Regions from separate parts of the Homo sapiens genome. Here region 1 is linked to region 2. A link is a loop called in an ENCODE intact Hi-C map of the cell type or tissue named here. Cell type or tissue: heart left ventricle. All regions are shown on one strand. Each heading gives the region's core, and the rest is flanking DNA. Links, peaks and the distances in the headings are about the cores only. Region 1 has its middle 10 kb from the start of ZNF366. Region 2 overlaps ZNF366 (zinc finger protein 366).

The links. Peaks named below come from ENCODE experiments on the same cell type or tissue, not always from the same donor. Only the 100,000 strongest peaks of a DNase experiment are listed, where the experiment ranks them.
Region 1: it touches region 2 in a loop (4-fold over the local background); 44 of 110 quality-filtered maps call a loop at or near these places.

The regions. Positions count from the first base shown.
Region 1 is chr5:72,513,264-72,522,278 of GRCh38, forward strand. No RefSeq gene overlaps it. Among named protein-coding and RNA genes, the nearest start is that of ZNF366, 10 kb to the left of the region's middle. In heart left ventricle, for the core only: no CTCF peak of the experiment used is centred there; a DNase peak (open chromatin) is centred at 4,908; H3K27ac peaks cover 2,607 bases.
Region 2 is chr5:72,448,103-72,457,117 of GRCh38, forward strand. It overlaps ZNF366 (zinc finger protein 366), which reads right to left. Exons shown (of 5, transcript NM_152625.3): 3 at 8,302-8,493. Among named protein-coding and RNA genes, the nearest start is that of ZNF366, 55 kb to the right of the region's middle. In heart left ventricle, for the core only: no CTCF peak of the experiment used is centred there; DNase peaks (open chromatin) are centred at 3,869, 4,279 and 4,579; H3K27ac peaks cover 6,807 bases.

The DNA of each region.
Region 1 (9,015 bases), core at 564-8,563, 65 kb after region 2:
CCACCCCAGCCTCCTGTCTGTTTGCCTTGCCTTGCTGTCATTGTCCCATGTCTAAATTTCTCAATACTCACCCAACAGAGAGCTCCTTTTCCTTTAACACACACCCAGTGCTGTTACCAAAAAGCTAGTGGCATCCTCCAAGCTAGCCCAGGAGTGGTAAGTGGGAGGGATGGAGTAGAACTCAGTGTTTGAACTACTAGCATTGGGGAAAATGTACCCCAGGCGTTCCATGTAGAACCCAGGCTGAAATTTCTAAGAAAACTGTTACACTTTGTAGATTGCTGGTGTTATAACAGAGTTCCAGCACATATGGTTTTAAGAACTAGTCTGGGGATATAGGAAAGAAACTCTCAGTTTTTCCTGCTATGCTTTCACAACACAGAACACTTCTGACACCAGATGTATGAGAGTTTTCCCCACACACCTAGGAATCAACCAATTCTTCAGTAGACACCAGTAGGGTGTCCTAATTCAATTCAGTGTCCACACTATCTACCTAGAGACAGTATCAGATCCCACAAGTTGAGGATTCAGTCCTATGATACTTTCCTCCACTTCAGATGCCAATCAAAAGCCCCAGGTTGTTTCACCTGTACTTCTGACTAATCAGCTATAAATCAGTATGCCCATGACCCCCTCCTCAGGTTCAATTAATTTGCTAGAGTAGCTCACAGAACTCAGGTTACTTACATTTACTAGTTTATTATTAAGGATATTACAAAGGATACCAATGAACACCAGATGAAGAGTTGGATAGGGCAAAATATGGAAGAAGGAGGGCGAAACTTCCATGTCCTCTCTGGGCATGCCATCCAGAAGCTCTCAAACCCAGTCCTTTTGGGTTTTTATGAAAGTTTCATTATATTGGCATGATTGGGTAAGTCATTGGCCATTGATATCAATTTAACCTTCAGCCCCTCTCCCCTTCCTGGAGGTAGGGGGGTGAGGCTGAGAGTCCCAATTCTGTAATTACAACTTGGTCTTTCCTGTGACCAGCCCCCATTCTGAAGCTACCTTGGGCTGCCGGCCACCAGTCAACTCATTAGCATACCAAAAGACACATCATTTTGAAGATTCCAAGGATTTTAGGAGTTGTATGCCAGGAAATGAGGACCAAGGCCAAATATATATTTCACCATATCACAACTGGCTTGCGGACTTAACCACCAAGGAACATGCAGTCTGAGCTCCAAATATCTGGTATGAGCAAACAAACATTTTTAAGTTGGGGAATGGCTGTAGTCATACTACAAGTAAAACAAGTCCTCCTTGTTTACTCTTTTTTTTTTTTTTTTTTTTTTGAGACAGAGTCTCGCTCTGTTGCCCAGGCTGGAGTGCAATGGCACAATCTCAGCTCACTGCAACCTCTGCCTCCCAGGTTCAAGTGATCCTCCTGCCTCAGCCACCACTAGTAGCTGGGATTACAGGCACGTGCCACCATGCACAGCTAATTTTTGTGTTTTTAGTAGAGACAGGGTTTCATCATGTTGGCCAGGCTGGTCTCGAACTCCTGACCTCAGATAATCTGCCTGCCTCAGCCTCCCAAAGTGCTGGGATTACAGGCATGACCTTGTTTATTCTCTCTTGGATTGCTTGCTTTGGGGGTAAATTAGCAGCCATGTCATGAGGATACCCAGGTAACCCATGGAGAGATCCACATGGAGAGAAACGGAGGGCTCCTACTAACAGCCTTTTGAGTGCACTGTCAACTGTGGGTTTATTATTAGGCTAATCATTCTCCAGTATTCATTTCCGTAATTTAGTAAAGCTCACCTTTTCACAGTCTCCTCCAGAGAGGTTGTAAAGCCTTTTCCTCTGCTTGTAGGCTCTCTTCAAGCATTCTAAATGCTTATTTATGTGTCTGTGGCACACCAGGGACAGGAAATAACTTTATTTATTTTTATACATTAAATTAAATATGATTAGAGTTCCCCTCCTTGACAAAGTTGGCTAACAGTTCTATATCATTATTTTTAATGGATCCCACATGGATCCTTCCTTAGGTAGTCCCAGACCTAGGGCTCAGGCAGTTTCAGGAAGACAGCACCGAGCCTTTATCCACGCTGGGTCATTCATGGTCCTCTCAAGGGGGCTGGTTCCCCTGGTGACTCTACACACTCAGTGTCAAGTTCCACCACAAGAATGTCTGCCAAATCTATTTGACTATTGCCTCACGCCCAGATCGCCACAGTTGCCCCTGTCATCTCTACAGTCCTATGCAGGTGTAATGCAAGGTTGCTGCCACTCTAAGAAAACCCACAACGTGTCTCATTTCCCAATCTTCTGGGATTCAACTCACACCAGGGGTCAGGCTTCTTTCTTCAATTCCATTGCCATGTCTTCCAGTCTCATTAAATCTAGATCAGTATTTAGCTCTAAACTCAACTTTTTAAATCATCCAAGCAGGTAACACACATGTGTTAAATAAGTGTGCTATGTTTAATACAGAGGATTTGGTGGGGAGTATGGCAAATTAAAGAGTTTGTGTTCAATATAAAGTGTTTTGTGAGCACATAGGCCTAGTGTGACCATATTTTTTTTAAAAAGTAAGAAAAAAATCTGAATACTTATGTGGAATCTACAATTTAAAAATTTTAGAATTGGGCCAGACATGGTGGCTCAGGCTTGTAATCCCAACACTTTGGGCAGCCAAGACCATAGAATTGCTTGAGGCCAGGAGTTTGAAACCAGCCTGGTCAACATAGCAAGACCCGTCTCTACAGGAGAAAAATAAGAAAATTAATTTAATTTTTTTTTTTTGATGGAGTCTCACTCTGTCACCCAGGCTGGAGTGCAGTGGCCCAATCTTGGCTCACCGCAAGCTCCGCCTCCCAGGTTCACGCCATTCTCCTGCCTCAGCCTCCCCAGTAGCTGGGACTACAGCTGCCCACCGCCACACCCGGCAAATTTTTTGTATATTTTTAGTAGAGACGGGGTTTCACCATGTTAGCCAGGATGGTCTCGATCTCCTGACCTCATGATCCGCCTGCCTTGGCCTCCCAAAGTGCTGGGATTACAGGCATGAGCCACTGCGCCTGGCCAAAAAATAAGAAAATTAGCTGGGCAGAGTGGTGCACGCCTGTGGTCCCAGCTACTTGGGAGGCTGAGGTGAGAGGATTGCTTGAGCCTGGGAGGTCAAGGATGCAGTGAGCAGTGATAACCCCGCTGCACTCAAGCCTTGGCAACAGAGCAAGACCCTCTCAAAATAAAATAAAATAAAATAACTTAAGAAAAAAATAAATTATATGTGTGAAGGGGACCTAGTGTTAGGGTTTTAAAATACGTCCCCAAATTCTTTGATGTTCCTTTCTTTGAGAGATGACATCTAATTACCTATCCTTTCAGTGTGAGTTGGACATAAAAGCAGGATAAGGCAGAAGTGACAGTAAGGGACTTAGAAGACATAGTCACTGAAGGCATTGGGGTTCCCTCCTTTTTTACACTTTCTTGGATTGCTTGCTTTGGGGGGAAATTAGCAGCCATGTCATGAGGATACCCAAGTAATCTATGGAGAGGGCCACATGGAGAGAAACTGAGGCTCCCACTAACAGCCTTTTGAGTGCACTGTCTTGGCAATGGATCCAGCATCCAGCCCAGTCACACTTTTAGACCATGGCAGCCCCTGCCACACTGAATGCAACCTCATCAGAGATCCTCAGCCAAACCACTCAGATAAGCTGTTTCTGAATTCCTGCCCTATAGAAACTATAAGATAATAAACATTTATTTTAAAACCAGCAAGTGTTGGTATAATTTGTTATGTAACAAAAGATAAGTGATATACTCAGCAGCTGAGAGGCTGCTAGTTTACAATTTTGGCTCTAACTTTTCAAACCAAATATCCCAGGTGGGAATATTCACAGGTGGGTGGCTCTCAAAGTTTGACTCTGAAACTGACTAAGGCTGTTAACTGCTGCATCCACCTTCACCACACCACCAACCAAGGGGTCTGCTGTAAAATAGTCACGTATTTTTTCACCACCCTGTATCGTATATGAGATAACAAAAAAGTGAATGTATTAGTGTCCCTTTGTAGACTACAAGCCACAGGAGTTTAACTCACCAACTACGCCATCGACTTGTTTATTTCTTTCCCACATTTGTTAGTGAGTGGAGGTGATGCTGTCTAGGCAAGTTTTCTTTTTAGGTGTCTTTTCTTCATAGATTTTACATTACCATGGGTTAGAAGATAAGCAGCTAATTTGCTTTAGATGGTGACTATACCTAGTGTTGCAAGTCCTTAACGAATGCCAGTTAATACTCTGAAGGCTAGATGTTGAAAAGATGTTATTTTGTTTAAAGGAGAAAAAAAATCAACAGAACTCTTTCACCAAAAAATAATCCTCCTTGGAAACAAATTCAAACAACAGAATGTAAGCTTCATGGGAATCAGACTTTGCTGGGTCACTGCTGTATTCCGGTGTCTGGAAGACACTTGGCATGTGAAATTTGTTCAACAAGCAACTTTGAATGAATGAATATGTGAGTAAATGAGACCAAAGAGAAGAGGCTTCACTTGGAGGAGGAGGATGTTTCTGTCCATGGGGCATTCGCCTTGCCCCACCCCTTCACCCACCTCGCTCTCAAAATATCATCATCAATGAGACACATTTGAGGTAGGCTAAGACTTCTTAAGAAATCTGGTTTGAAATCCAAAGAGTGGGAAGAACACCTTCAGACTAGATAAGAATAGATCTGGCTTCTACCCCCGGTCCTGACCACAAGGCCCTGGAAGTAGGCCTCTGCCACACTTCTTCAGTCCTAATTTCTTCCTCTGCAAAACGAGATCGAAGCTTCCAGCCTTAACACCAGAGGTTTCATGAGTCTGTCCCAAGCTTCCCCTTTTTTTTAACACCCTCCCCGAAGGAGGCGGGTCGCTGCTTGTGAGATGCTTTGAAGCTAAAAAACCCAAGGCCTCAGAGCGATGTGACCAGAGGCGCACAGCTTGGCACATGACCTGATATGACTGATGTTCAAAGCAGCTGTCAGTGAATAGAGGCAGCACGCACAAAGGAGCCAGCCAAAAATAATGAGAGCGGTGAAAAGAAAAAAAAAAGAAAAGAAAAGAAAGAAACACAGCAGGGCAAGGCTCCAGGGTCACTTGTGTTTCCTCTGGTCTAACCTCCTCTCTCTCCTCCACCCAGTCCTCAAACAACCCCCTCCTGCCTCCTCCAGAAGAAAAGTTAAAAGCTTTCTTTTGGAAACAGAGTAGTTTGCTTAGACTGCTGCTGTTTACCTTTGGTAGGACAGCCATTGGCGGTGAGTTCAAACACAGGAAAAGGCCTGTGTTCCAGGAAGAGCTGCAGACGGGCTGAAAGACCGGCCATAATGTTGCTGGATTGCACTATTCCCCACTGGTGTTCAGCCTGGGATCACACCAGGCCCTTGCCTCAACCTCAGGCAACCAGCCTCCAGCTATTTCTTGGACTACTACCTTCCCTTGGGAATATTGCCCCTAAAACAAGATGGTGTGGGATGGAGGGATGAAGAAGTAAGGGAGGGGCAATAAAAAGAGAAAAAGAGGCTTACACTACAAACAAAAACACAATAGCCTTATTTCTAGTCTAGTATGAAAAACATAATTATAACAAGCAGCAAACTTTGGGTTTACATTTGGAGGTTTTGTTATTTATTTGTTTTCAATTATTAACATCATCCTCTATGAACTAAGAGGTCCACATTTGTCAAAACAAGGCCACACATTCCCCAAGGCAGCTACCTCCAGACATCTCTGATCTATTGGTGAAAAGGAAGGGAAAGAATCTACCTCCCTATGTTTCAAAGTGATCCACCCTGAATAGGGTTATGCTAAATTGTGGGAGAAAGGAGGGAAAGCATATGAGGAAATACATGCTGTAAGGATCAAAATCTTCTGGGCCTTCCCCATTCCCCCCAGATTTCTTTCTGCTAATTCCATTTCAAAAACTCCCTTGGCTCCAAGGCACTAGATTCTCTGGTTGGGTCATTCTCAAGATTACCATGAGGATCTCACTTCTCTTTCCCTGATTTTAGAGTTATTTATGTCAAAATCTTTCTGTCTTCCAGAGAGCTCACAGCATCCTGTCTCCTCCAGAAGCTCTTCCCCAGCTGAAATGGAAGTGAAAGACTGGTAGTCTCCTCCTCAACCACCCACCTCCTGGGGCCCTGACTGTGTGGATGAACTCCTCACACCCAGGATTTGTGTCTCCAGTGAAAAGCAGCAATTTATCCTACACTGAAAATTTCCTGAATAAAAACAGTTCATGAAACTCTGGATGTAGTATTTTATTTGGTGTAGAATGAGTCTACAATAAGATCCTTTGTGTTCTCTGGTTTTTAGCAGTTTGACTCTGATGTTCCTGTGTGTGTGTGGGCATGTGTAGGTGTGTGTTTAATCCTCTTCTGCTTGGGGATTGCTCTCCTTCCTAAATTTGTAACTTTATGCCTTTCTCTAAATTTGAATAATTTTCACCTTTTACTTTTTTTCAAATATTTTTTCTGACCAATTTTTTTCTCTTCTCCTTCTCAGACTCCAGTTACATACGTATTAGACCTATTGATATTGTCCACTGTTCCCAGAGGACCTGCCCATTGTTTTTCAATGTCTCTTCTCTCTGTTCTGCACATTGAATAACTTCTATTGAATGATTTTAAAGCTTACTAACTTTTCTGTTATTTCTATTTTACTGTTAAGGCCAATCAGTAAATTTTTTATTTTAGATACTGTAATTTTTAATTCTAGAATTTTTATTTGGTTCTTTTAAGAAAAAAATAGTTTTTAGTTCTTTATTGAGCTTTCTTATCTTTTCATTCATTAGGAATATGTTTTTCTTTATGTCCTTAAGTATAGCTACAATAACCACTTTAAAATCTAGTCTGCCAATTCTATCACCTGTATTATCTTCAAATTGTTCTTTTTTCTCTTCAGAATGGGTCTTTTTTTTTCTTCAAATGTTGAGCAATTTTGGAATGTATTCTGTCTATTATAAATGATATATTGAAGAGACTCTGTATTCTGTTATGCTGTTCTAAAGAATATTGTGCAGCTTTTTCTAGGCAGGCAGGTATCTTGGCTGAATTCAAATTGCAAATTCTGTATGCCCTGAAGTAGGCAGCAGCTCAAATCCAAGTTGTTTTCTTAGCCTCAGCTGAGAGGCCTGAGCTCTGTCCCACAAATGTGAGACATAGGGTTCAACCAGAAATTTCTAGGCAACATTTGGGTGTCCTCTCTTTCTCCCTCTCTCTCTCTCTTTCTCTCTCTTTCTTTCTCTCTGATTATCTCCTTCATGGAATTTCCCTCTTATTTTCAAGAAGCTGTGGCCACCTTGAACTCTGACATTTGGTTCTGCAAGCCAGGAAAACTGTGGGTTTCTATCTGAGTTTCAGTGACCCCCCATGTCGCACCAGCTATAGCCTGCTCTCAGGATAAAAGCTACAAAAAAGAAAAACATAAAACTTAACTCGTGGTATTTCCTTCTTCAAGTATAGACTCTTCTGTAATATCTGCCTGTTTTTATTTGCCCTCAGATATTTTTCTATTTTTCTGAAGTTTTAAATTATTATCTGCAGAAAAGTTGGGTAGGTAGGGGTTTATTACTATAAAAGGGAGTATAACTTTTATTCTTTTGCTTCTTGGACAAATAACTATTCAAATATTTTCTAAGACTTAGTCAATTTTGCTCTTTAGCAAATAGTTTCTGTCTCAGTTTTCTATTTATTTTCTCATGGTTCTATGGGTCAGCAGTTGGGGCTGGGATTGATGGGCAGCTCTTCTGCTGGTCTTGTTTATTGTTACCTAGGTGGTTGCATTCTTCCAGTGGCTTGACTGGGATTATATGGTCGAAGACATTCTCACTCACTGGCAATCGATGCAAGAAGTTGGCTGGGCCTCTCTTCTCATGTCGTCTCTCATTCTCAAGAAGGCTATCCCAGACTTTTTCACATAAATGTCTCAGGGTTCTAGGAGGGTAAGAGTGGATGCTACATAGGCTCTTGAAGCCTGCAATTAAAACATACAGTGTCATTTCCACCACAAAGCAGGTCATAAGGCTATCCAGATATAAGAGAATGAAGATTAGACTGTATTTGTGCATATATAGATAGGAGGAATTTGTGGTCATTTCTTACAATCCAGCACATTAATATAAAAAATGCTATTATGCAACAATAATGGTAACAATCTTATTAAAATTTAACCCCCTTTGTGATCTATCACCATACTCACTGTGAGGCATCCAGATGAAGAAGAGTTGGATGCTTTTCTTCATGCTGTTTTATACCTAGGGAAAATGAGGAATTGAGATGTTAAGTAGATTTACCAAGATTGCAGAGGCAGTGATAGATAGAGCCAGGATATATAATGTTTAGTATATAAGTATGTATGATGGAGAAAAGCGAAAAACAAGAAGAGATTAAGAAATGCAGGAATAGGGTGGGGGAGTTTGCAATTTTAAATAGGATATATAGGAAAGTCTTCATTGAGAAGATGAGGATAGAGAAAAGACCTGAAAGAGGCCAGGGAAGGGGAATACACTTTCATTCAGTGGGATGAATAAGCACACTTGGTGGGATATGATATTATGTATGTATGTTATATATAGATCACTGAATCTTCCATTATATTTTTATGAGTTGGTAAAGCACACATTTATCATACTGAATATCAAACACCTGAAGTAGTCACGACTTAAAATTATATTATAAACAATTTCATATCATACCGGATTGGGTCTTTAAAGGGACTTGATAAATGCTACATAACAATTTTGGTTCTGTAGGATATGTTTTATATATATATATATATATATATATATATATATATATATATATATATATATGTATTCTTGGTATATATAAAGTGCTTTATAGTGACTAACAATTTCATAAACATAAAGTAGAAATAGAAAGCTATGAAAGATATTTTTCCTGCTGATAAATACATAAACTGAAACTTCTACTCACAATAATTGATGATTAGAAAATTTGGACCAATCCTCCCACTAAGGAAACATAAAGAACTGAATGAAATATAAAAAA
Region 2 (9,015 bases), core at 520-8,519:
TTGTATACAATGTATCAGACAATGCTTTTTAAGTTGCTTTATTTTCTAATTACTGGCATGGATTTCAAAGATAAAAAAATGAAAAATCATCTAAGGAAGGAGTGTGTCTTTTCTCTGGGTAGAAATTTGAAGTAGTGAGAGTAGTATCTCAGGTGTACAGGAAGTAAGCATGTTTTATACTCTTTCTTTCTTTCTCGTCATTCTCTCTATTTCAATCAAAGTGCAAATACATGAAGGACAACTGGTTCTCCAACTGCTTTTGGAAGAGGAGCAGAACTTTCTTCTCACAGGTGATTTTGTATATGCAGAAAGCGCAACCCAGAAGCAGACTTCTCTGGGGGTGCTTTTGTTGTCCCCAAGCCTTACTAGAACAGGACAATTTCAGCCCTTCCTTGGCTGTGGCAGGAGGAATGCAAACAGTGATTTTGTGTCTGTGATTGGACAAGAATGTTAAGGGAGGAGAATTCTCCTTCCCTCCCCAACCTCAGAGGCCAGTGGAGCTGGGGCTGCACTATGTAGTGAGAGAGGCCACAGAGACACTCAGGGTGAGGCATCCTCTGAGGCTTACACCAGTTTTCCTTTCTCACTGAGATATATTTTTAGGGCCAATGCTGGGGATTCTGGACTAATTTTTATTAATGAAGGCAATAATTTCATTAGTTGGCTATGGGAGATGAGTGTTGAGCTCGTCTTGAAAGAGTAGATAGACCTCTCAAATGATGATTTGGGGAGTTTAGCGTAGAAGAATGCTGGGTCCATGTATGGATAATAAATGGCTGGTTCTGTATTCTTGAATGATTCATGTTTGAGAATTGTAAGTACTTTCCTCACTTTTGCTCTCTCTTACTAGCATGAATGAATTTGGCCTACAGGGTGGGGTTCCAAGCTCAGCATCCAGACAGAGCACCTGCACACCACATTCATTTGAAAATGGTGACCTAAGAGGGGAAAAGGATGACAGAATTGGTCTAATTCCAACTTTCTCAAGAAAAGCAATATGTAAGATAGATGACTCTTTTATTCTCAATTGAGATAATTTATTAAGATGTATCAATCTGTGGCTCAGCATGCACATGTATAAAAGTTCTATTAGAGTTGTATTTATTAGCTTAATTTGCCCACTTCTCCACCATCATGGCTGAAAGGTTTTTTTTTTTTTTTGAGATGGAGTCTCGCTCTGTTGTCAAGGCTGGAGTGCAGTGGTGCCACCTTGGCTCACTGCAGCCTCCACTTCCCAGGTTCAAGTGATTCTCGTGCCTCAGCCTGCCAAGTAGCTGGGACTACAGGCGCCTGGCTAATTTTTGTATTTTTAGTAGAGATGGGGATCTCTGGCCATGTTGGCCAGGCCGGTCCCAAACTCCTGACCTCAAGTGATCCATCCGCCTCAGCCTCCCAAAGTGCTGGGATTACAGGGGTAAGCCACCATGCCAGGCCAAAAAGAAGCTTTGAACCTAGAGATTCTACATTAGGGATTTCCAGTCACGGGTCATTTTTAGAAAAAGCTTACCTCATTTGGATTGTGGGATGGTTCCTGGTTATTTGGAGTGAAGCTGCTGTTACAATTGCTGAGTATAACCAGTATTTGGTTCAGATATGTTCTCACTCAGGAGACTGCAACATGCATTAAAGCTTTGCCTGCTTTTTTATTTATTATCTGCCTAGTATTGGCGTGACACATCATAGTTCCTCAGTAAGCATCTGCTGAGTGAGGAAAGGGGTGGGAAACATAGCCACGGAAGAATTGATCAAAGGAAAAGCCATGAGTGGTTAAGGACAAGGCATGTAGCGGGAGAGAAGCTGAAGGCCAGAAGATCAATTAGGCTACTGCACTAGTCCAGGCATGAACGGGGTCTGGTGGTCCTATAGGCCAGAAAGAGGTCATTGAAAAGAAGTGACAAGCACCTTCTGCACTTGGCTCGCATGATGAGAGAAATTCTTTCAGTTATTATCTGTGGTTGCTGAAGCCTTAGAAACTGAACTGGTCTGAGAAGGTTTTGGAAAGGGGATGGAATTTTAGCCTAACTGTGAAAAATGTGTAGAGTGCAGTTTGTTGTACACAAAGATAAAGTCTCTTCATAAGATATTTTCAGACACTTCAGTCAACCTTACACCACAAGTAAGGTAACTACTATTGTGACAATGATCAAATTCTTGTTGCTGCCACACCTTCTGGGACCTTGGGGTACTGTAGACCTTGCAATTCACCTGCCCCAAGGTCCCATCTATTTCCCTTCCCCAACTCCATGCACAGGGGTGAGCGCCTGGTAAAATGGTGTCTGGGCTCTAAACAGCATCCCAGGGAGTCTCCAATGAGCTGACTTCCTTTTCTTTGCAGCCAACTCAGTATCAAGCACAGGACTACACATATGGTACACTTCTGAATGCCTAAGTCTTTGGTTGGGGAAATAAACAAGTCAGAGAAATATCATTACTTCATGCAAAATTCTAAAAAGCAGCCATCACCAGCTCTCATCCTTTTCCCACAAAACCTATTAGTTTTCAAACTAAACTCCTCAGTGGCAGAAGGATAGAGCCAATTAACACAGGACCTGAGATACTCGGGCTCCATTCACACCTGGGCGGTAGGTACTTAGCTTCTTCCTCTCAGCCTCTGACCTTCCACCAAGCCTTTAGGTTCTTATCCAGAACACTTGGCCTTCTCATCTTTCACAGAAGATTGTCCTCATCTGAAAACACCCAAGTGTATGGAGATATTTTATGTCTGTGAAACTCAAGAGAGAAACCTCTCACACACTGTTAGTAAAGAGAGGCCAGAGAAAGAGGATGGGGCCAGTGAATCACAGTGCTCTTGGGTGGAGCCTGAGATGTGAGCCCCAAGCAGAATTGTCACACTAGGGGATGGGAGTTAGACGAGAGGGAGGAGGAATGGATAGGAAGGACCACCAAATCTCTAGGTTCTTCTCCAGAGAAAAGCAGCCATTGAAGTCAAGGTCTCCTTAAATCATGTGATGTGAAGCTAAGAGTGTGCCCAAGCAGGACCTGCTGAATCATCTCTGCCAAGGTCTGTGGAGATGAAAATAGGAGTGGATGTTGGTTCAGGAAGCCGCTGGAGTGGTGAGGACTCTGATCTCATTGCGCAGGTGCGCATCTCCACCAGCGTGCCCCCGCTTGACCTCTCGGTCACTCCAAGGAACACCGTCAGTGTGTCTTGACATGAAATCTCAGCTTCTCCATCCACCCGCTTTTTAAGATGGAGGTAGACTTCAAAATTTAATAAAAAATGGAAAAAAATATTTTAAAGTGCCCTTTAAACGTGGGTTGCATGGGTTATTAGGCTTTGAGATGTCAGAGTAGTGAGAGGAGGTGTAGACACAGAAGGACAGAGAGCTTGCTCCATTTTCTCTTCTGTATAATGTTGATAATAGTCATTGTTTCCTATGAAGGTTGTTGTGAGGATCAAGTGAGATAATTCACAAGAAGGACTTGGCAAATAGTAAGAGCTCAATAAATATTAGCTCTTTTTACTATCATTATGGTGTATATAGTAGATTCTTTTACATTCCAGAAATGGAAAGCTCTTTGAAGATGAGGGGAATATTAAAGGAAGAGCCAAATGAGGAATCTGCTTAGTAAATATACCCACCAGGCTACTTGGAGTGTAGTAGAAATGCAAGCGGTTGTGCCTGCCCCAGGTCTAGGAAATGAGGATGGAAAAAGAGGCTTCATCCAAGGTTCAGGGCTGGGAGAGGGCCGAGTTATTTGGCTCCCCCATCCTTAGTCTGCCCTTTGAACAGCTGACGGATGCCTGTGTGCTCCGGGCCTCCTCGTCCCGGCCTCCTGGCACCCTTCTCCTCCCTGGTCCAGAGCCTGGAGGCACCTCAGGCACTTGCCATGAACCCCAGTGGCCATGCTGACAGCCATGGAGAAGTCGGCTGTGGCCAGAGACAGGGTGATAGCAGTGGGCAGCCACTGGGCTGGGGCCAGAAGCAGCACACCGCCTCGCCCCAGCCAGCCTGGTGTGAGCTTTAAAAATGAGATGCACCAGGAAGCCTGTGTTTTCCTATTCAGAGAGAAGAGGTCAGAGAGCTGTGGCCTGCAGCTGAGGAGAATGGCCTCCGTGAAACTGCCCTTCCCGCACATTCTTCTCCCTCTCTCTCTTTTAATAAGAAGGGTGTTCCTTTCCTCAAAGGGAGAGAGAGGGAGGGAGGGAGAGAGAGACTGTAAACTGTCCAAAAGGACCGTGAGAAAACAGGAAGCTTTGAAAAGTACAAGAGAAAGCAAGATGAAATCTATTTGCAGGCGGTCCCCTGGGGACATGTGAGGCATTGTTAAGCAGGCAGTTCATACGGCTATATCCTTCCTTCTGCTGAGGAGGGCTTTGCTGCCAAAAGGCTGCTATCTGGTCACTGCCTTAACCCCCTCCATGCCAGCCTGAAAACTCTGACCCCAAACACTGGGCCCCTCAAAGCCCCCCATCTGGTTTCTTCCTTCCTGGAGCGTCAAAGAAAGTGAGGGGAAAATGGAGCCAGTTTGACAACAGTGGTGGAACCCCTCTGCAGGGAGATCTCATCCCTATTCTGACAGCTCTGCCCTCTGGCCTTCAGCCTTCTGCTACAGACAAGGTTTCAGATGACCTGGTGATTCATAACTTAGGCAGCTGCCGGCTTCACCCATCTCAAAAGAGAATTTGTCCCGGAAATTCTGGATGGCTGTTTTTCCTGGACAGGTTTCCCGAAGACGGCAGCTGGTTCTTTGCTGTTATGGAGTTTGGCCACTACAAGGATAGGCTCCAAATCAACCCCTGTGTGCTTACCCAGAATCTGGGAAGCATATTTCTGAAAAGTGGCTTAAGTCTACAGGCGCAGATCTCTGGAAAAACTCCAGCTGGCTCCAAGAAGCACGAGTCCAAAAGTCCAGCCAACAGCAAAAGAGCCGAGAAGGGCAGTAACTTTTTTATAAGGAAAAAAAGAAAAGAAACATGGAATGGAAACCTTTCCTCTCCTCTAATTTTCCATCCTATTGTTAATGCCTAATCCCACAGTGAGTGAACATTTCTGCGTGCTAGGGACAGCTGTTTCCACTGAGCACTGGGCTGGAGAAGATCAGTTCATATTGAGACAGGAGGAAGGATGCATGTTAAGAAGGAATTTTAATGGTGAGAATCCCCCAAAATTAGACTCTGTTACTAAAAGCCTCTTCCTTGTTGTGAGTTTTTGGGTAAAGGAGAGAGAACGAAGACTGCCTCTTCTGCCCAGCCACGTCAATCACAAGACATGAAGTGGATGGCTCTTCCCTGTTATGGCAACAAAACACAAGTTCAGTTGCCTGGCTTGTACTCCAACACCACGGAGCAGCCAGCCAGCCATGTCTCTCAGATGGCTGTGAACTGCATTGCAATGGGCAAATGGCCCTCCATCCCTCTGTCAACTCCCAAATCCCCAACAACCTTCAACCAAGGCCAAATTTCCAAGAATCTAGCACAGCATAGTTGGGAAGCAAGAACCACAGGACAGCATCTTGAGATGGCTCACGCCACCATGTGACCTGGAGCTAGTTTACAAATGCAAAGAGCCTTGTGACATAATCTGTAAACCCAGACATGCTCTGCAAGTCTGTTGAAATGAAGAAGGGCAATGGTACAAAGAGGGCACCCAGCAGGGTGACACTGATGGGAGATGGGGACAGGGAGAGGAAGACCCTGACTGTATGCTTTGAGCACTGTCTCAGAGACAGAGGGCTGTGAGTCAAGGTGGCTGACACTCATTCTTGTTTCACAAATGGCTAAGAATGGAGAAGGCCCACCTTCTCCATTGCTTCACAAGAACGCCCTTTCACATCCAATTCTTTTTGTCTGATGATAGATGACACTCTCTAGGGAGCCTCCTGACCTCTAGTGAGGTCTCCTGAGAGGACTTACCAACAGGAAGAAGCAACCTTTGCAAATGACCAGTCCAATTCCTGTGCCAGGCCCATCTCTCCCATTGTAAAATATAAGCTGTGCATTGTTTCAAAGCTGGCATTCTACTTTATAAACCACTCTCTTATGGGTTGTGATGGTGTGGACCAGACATGGAGCCTCATCTAACCTCAAGAAATGGGTAAAATAGTTTCTGAACTGTAAAGCTGAGCATCCAACATCTTTTGGACCATGTACATGCACCATCATTGGAGTGGAGCAGGAAGGAGCCATCGTTCATGAAAGGAGGCCCTGAACATCAAGCTGGGATTGCTCATTGCATCAAAGGCCCAGGTTCCATAGCACCTTGCAGTTTCTTGTGCACTAATACTAGAGAGAACCCTCTAGATCCTCAGATACTACCTGGTCCAAGAAGTCCTCCAAGCCCCTGAGGGTAGAGAAGCAGAAATGCCTTTGTACCCTCAAACCACACACAACCTACACTGGCTTTGCCCCCTGACCTAACCCTATATTTCAGGAACGTTTTCTGCCTGGTTTTACCACTGCTACTGGACCAGAATTGATGAGGTGGAGGTAGGAGATGGCTGAACTTGACAGATGTGAATTTTCAGGGGATTATAAACTATGTTAATGGCTCTCTTCATATTTTAGCAACTTGACTCCACCACTATCAGTTGATAAGATTAAAAATTCAGTTAATGCTTGAAGCCCAAGAGTAAACTCAACACAAGGAATGAAGAATGGCAAAGAGACCTGCTTGAACCTCCATTGTAGGAGACAGTAAACCCTTTGCAAGAAGAAACAGCTCTGTGAAATGTGAAGTGCTCTGGGGGCTCAGTGAAGTGGGAAGGAAATGAAAGAAGTCCCTAAAGAGAGAGAGAAGAGGAGGCCGTGGAGTCCATCGCTGCATGCAGCCAAGGCCTCACTTCATGGGCATACAACACAAGGTCCCATAGTCAGAAAGCTCCTGAGTTTGGCTTAATGCTCTGCTTCCATCATCTTTAACTCCTGGTAATGTTTGAACAAGGAGCCTTGCATTTCCATTTTGCATTGAGTCCTGAAAAATATGTGGCCTGTGCTGCATGAAGCTGATTCTTGCTTTAGACGGATGTAAATTGACTTTCGAACCACTGGGAATATGAAGAAAAGGAGGGGAAACAGAAGTGGGTGGCAGGAAAAGGGCTGGAGGGAGAAGCCTCCCTCTCCCACCTCTGGACAATGCCCACACAGGTCTAGGGAAGCTCTGGTGTCTGACCCCTCACCCCTTCCAAGAGTTGCCAACACAGGAAAGAAGTCAGCTTCACAGGGGATTCCTTCAAGTGGGGCCACACTGCAGAGGTATTAAAGCAGGAACAGTCCCTGGAAACAGGGAACCCCACTTCAGGAATATAGATCAGCAGAGTATCATTTGAACCCGATTAGGTACCCAGTAGCAGAGAGAAAAAACCTCCATTTCAAACAGAAGGGCTGTAACGATATCTGAATGTGGTAATTTCCCTCTTCTTCCCCCTCAGCCTTCTTCATGACCGGATGACACTTGGCCAGTACATCACTCGGATTAAACCCAGTCATGGCCAATGCTCTCTCCTCATTTTAGAAGTAGAGAGAGGAAACACTCTTGTGGGGTGGGGACAGCCTCGGGGAGCCGGAGCATTTCTGAGTAATGCCCGTCAGCGCCTTGGGTTTTACAAATCTCCAGCTCACACGTTTTCTCGGCTGATGAAATACAAACCCAACCAAATTAGTCTAACAGATATTTTAACAAAGATGCTCCATCCCTGTGCTACATGGCACTTAGCAATAGGTGAAAGGCACTTGAAGTGACTGTGCTCGCAGTTATTCCACAGCCCCAGCAAGCATTTCTGAGGGCCTCTGAGGGGCTAGCTTTGGAATCCCTCTCACCGTCTCTAGGAGGCCTGCCCTCAAACTAAACATATGGCTCAGCCCAAGTGTCAAGAGGCAAGGAGAGGAGAGGAGGTGGCGGTGGGTGGGGGGGAAGCTGTGCTAGAAGCTTCTCTGACTCTTTTCTATGTCCTGCTCATTGCCTTGTAAGGAGAAGAAGGCTAAACTTGCCTTCTCCTCTCTAGAACAAAGGCTCTCCACATTACTTGCATCCTTTAACAGCCTCCTTCTCCAAAAGGGCCTTCCACCCTCAGACCTTTCCCTAGTGCCTGGCTCTACCCCTGGGCATGGATGCCACAGTGAGACAAATAGGGCAGGCTCCTTAGGGACCTCCAGCCTGGCATGATGTAAGTGGGGCGTGCAGAGAGGGATAGAGTGGCAGATGGGACCTGGGGTTGGCCACGGACCTACTCTGAGCCCCCGTAGCCCCACTGATGAAACAGAGTAGAAGGCTCCCTGGGGACCCTTTCCCATCAGGCATTTGCACAACCCTCTGGTTCCTCTCTAGTCCCACTGCCCACCTTGCATTTGAAAGGCTTCACGTCAGAGTGGACGATCATGTGTGCCTTGAGGGTCTGCTTCTGCACGAAGCTCTTGTAGCAGAGGTGACACTGGTAGGCGCGGATGTTGGTGTGGATCAGCACGTGTCGCTTCATGTTGGCCAGCAGGGTGAACTCCCGCCCACAAATCCCACACTTATGCTCCTTCACACCCTGCAGGGAGGCAAGATTCAGAAAAGTGGTGATTGACAGGTAACATGCTTTCATCAGGATCATAGGCTTCATTTTCCTCTCTGCCACATAAATCCACAAAGAGCTTGGTGATAGATGTTGAGTTTCAAATGGTGTAGCTTCAGCCTTGTTAAATTACTATTTTCTTGAAAAGTGTTGATTATATAACCTTTTTTTTCCTTCTGAAAACCATAAACTAGCCAGACTATTAGAGGAAAAGAAAGCTCTTGCTTTTGTTGTTCCAGCTGCTGCTGGGGTTAAGTCTCCAGTGATAGTTCTTGAGGATTAACAGGCTTTTAGTAAGAGCACTATGGGCTGATATGCAATATGAGTCCATAATCCAGCTTTCATGATAATGAAAAAAAAATCTTCCAAAATGATATTATCATTTCCCTTATGGAAACCAATGTTCTCTTGGGTTCTCATTAATGGACTTGAAAATCCCAGAACAACTTATATCCACACTGCAGTAAATTACAACTTAAATTACAACTTGATAATCAC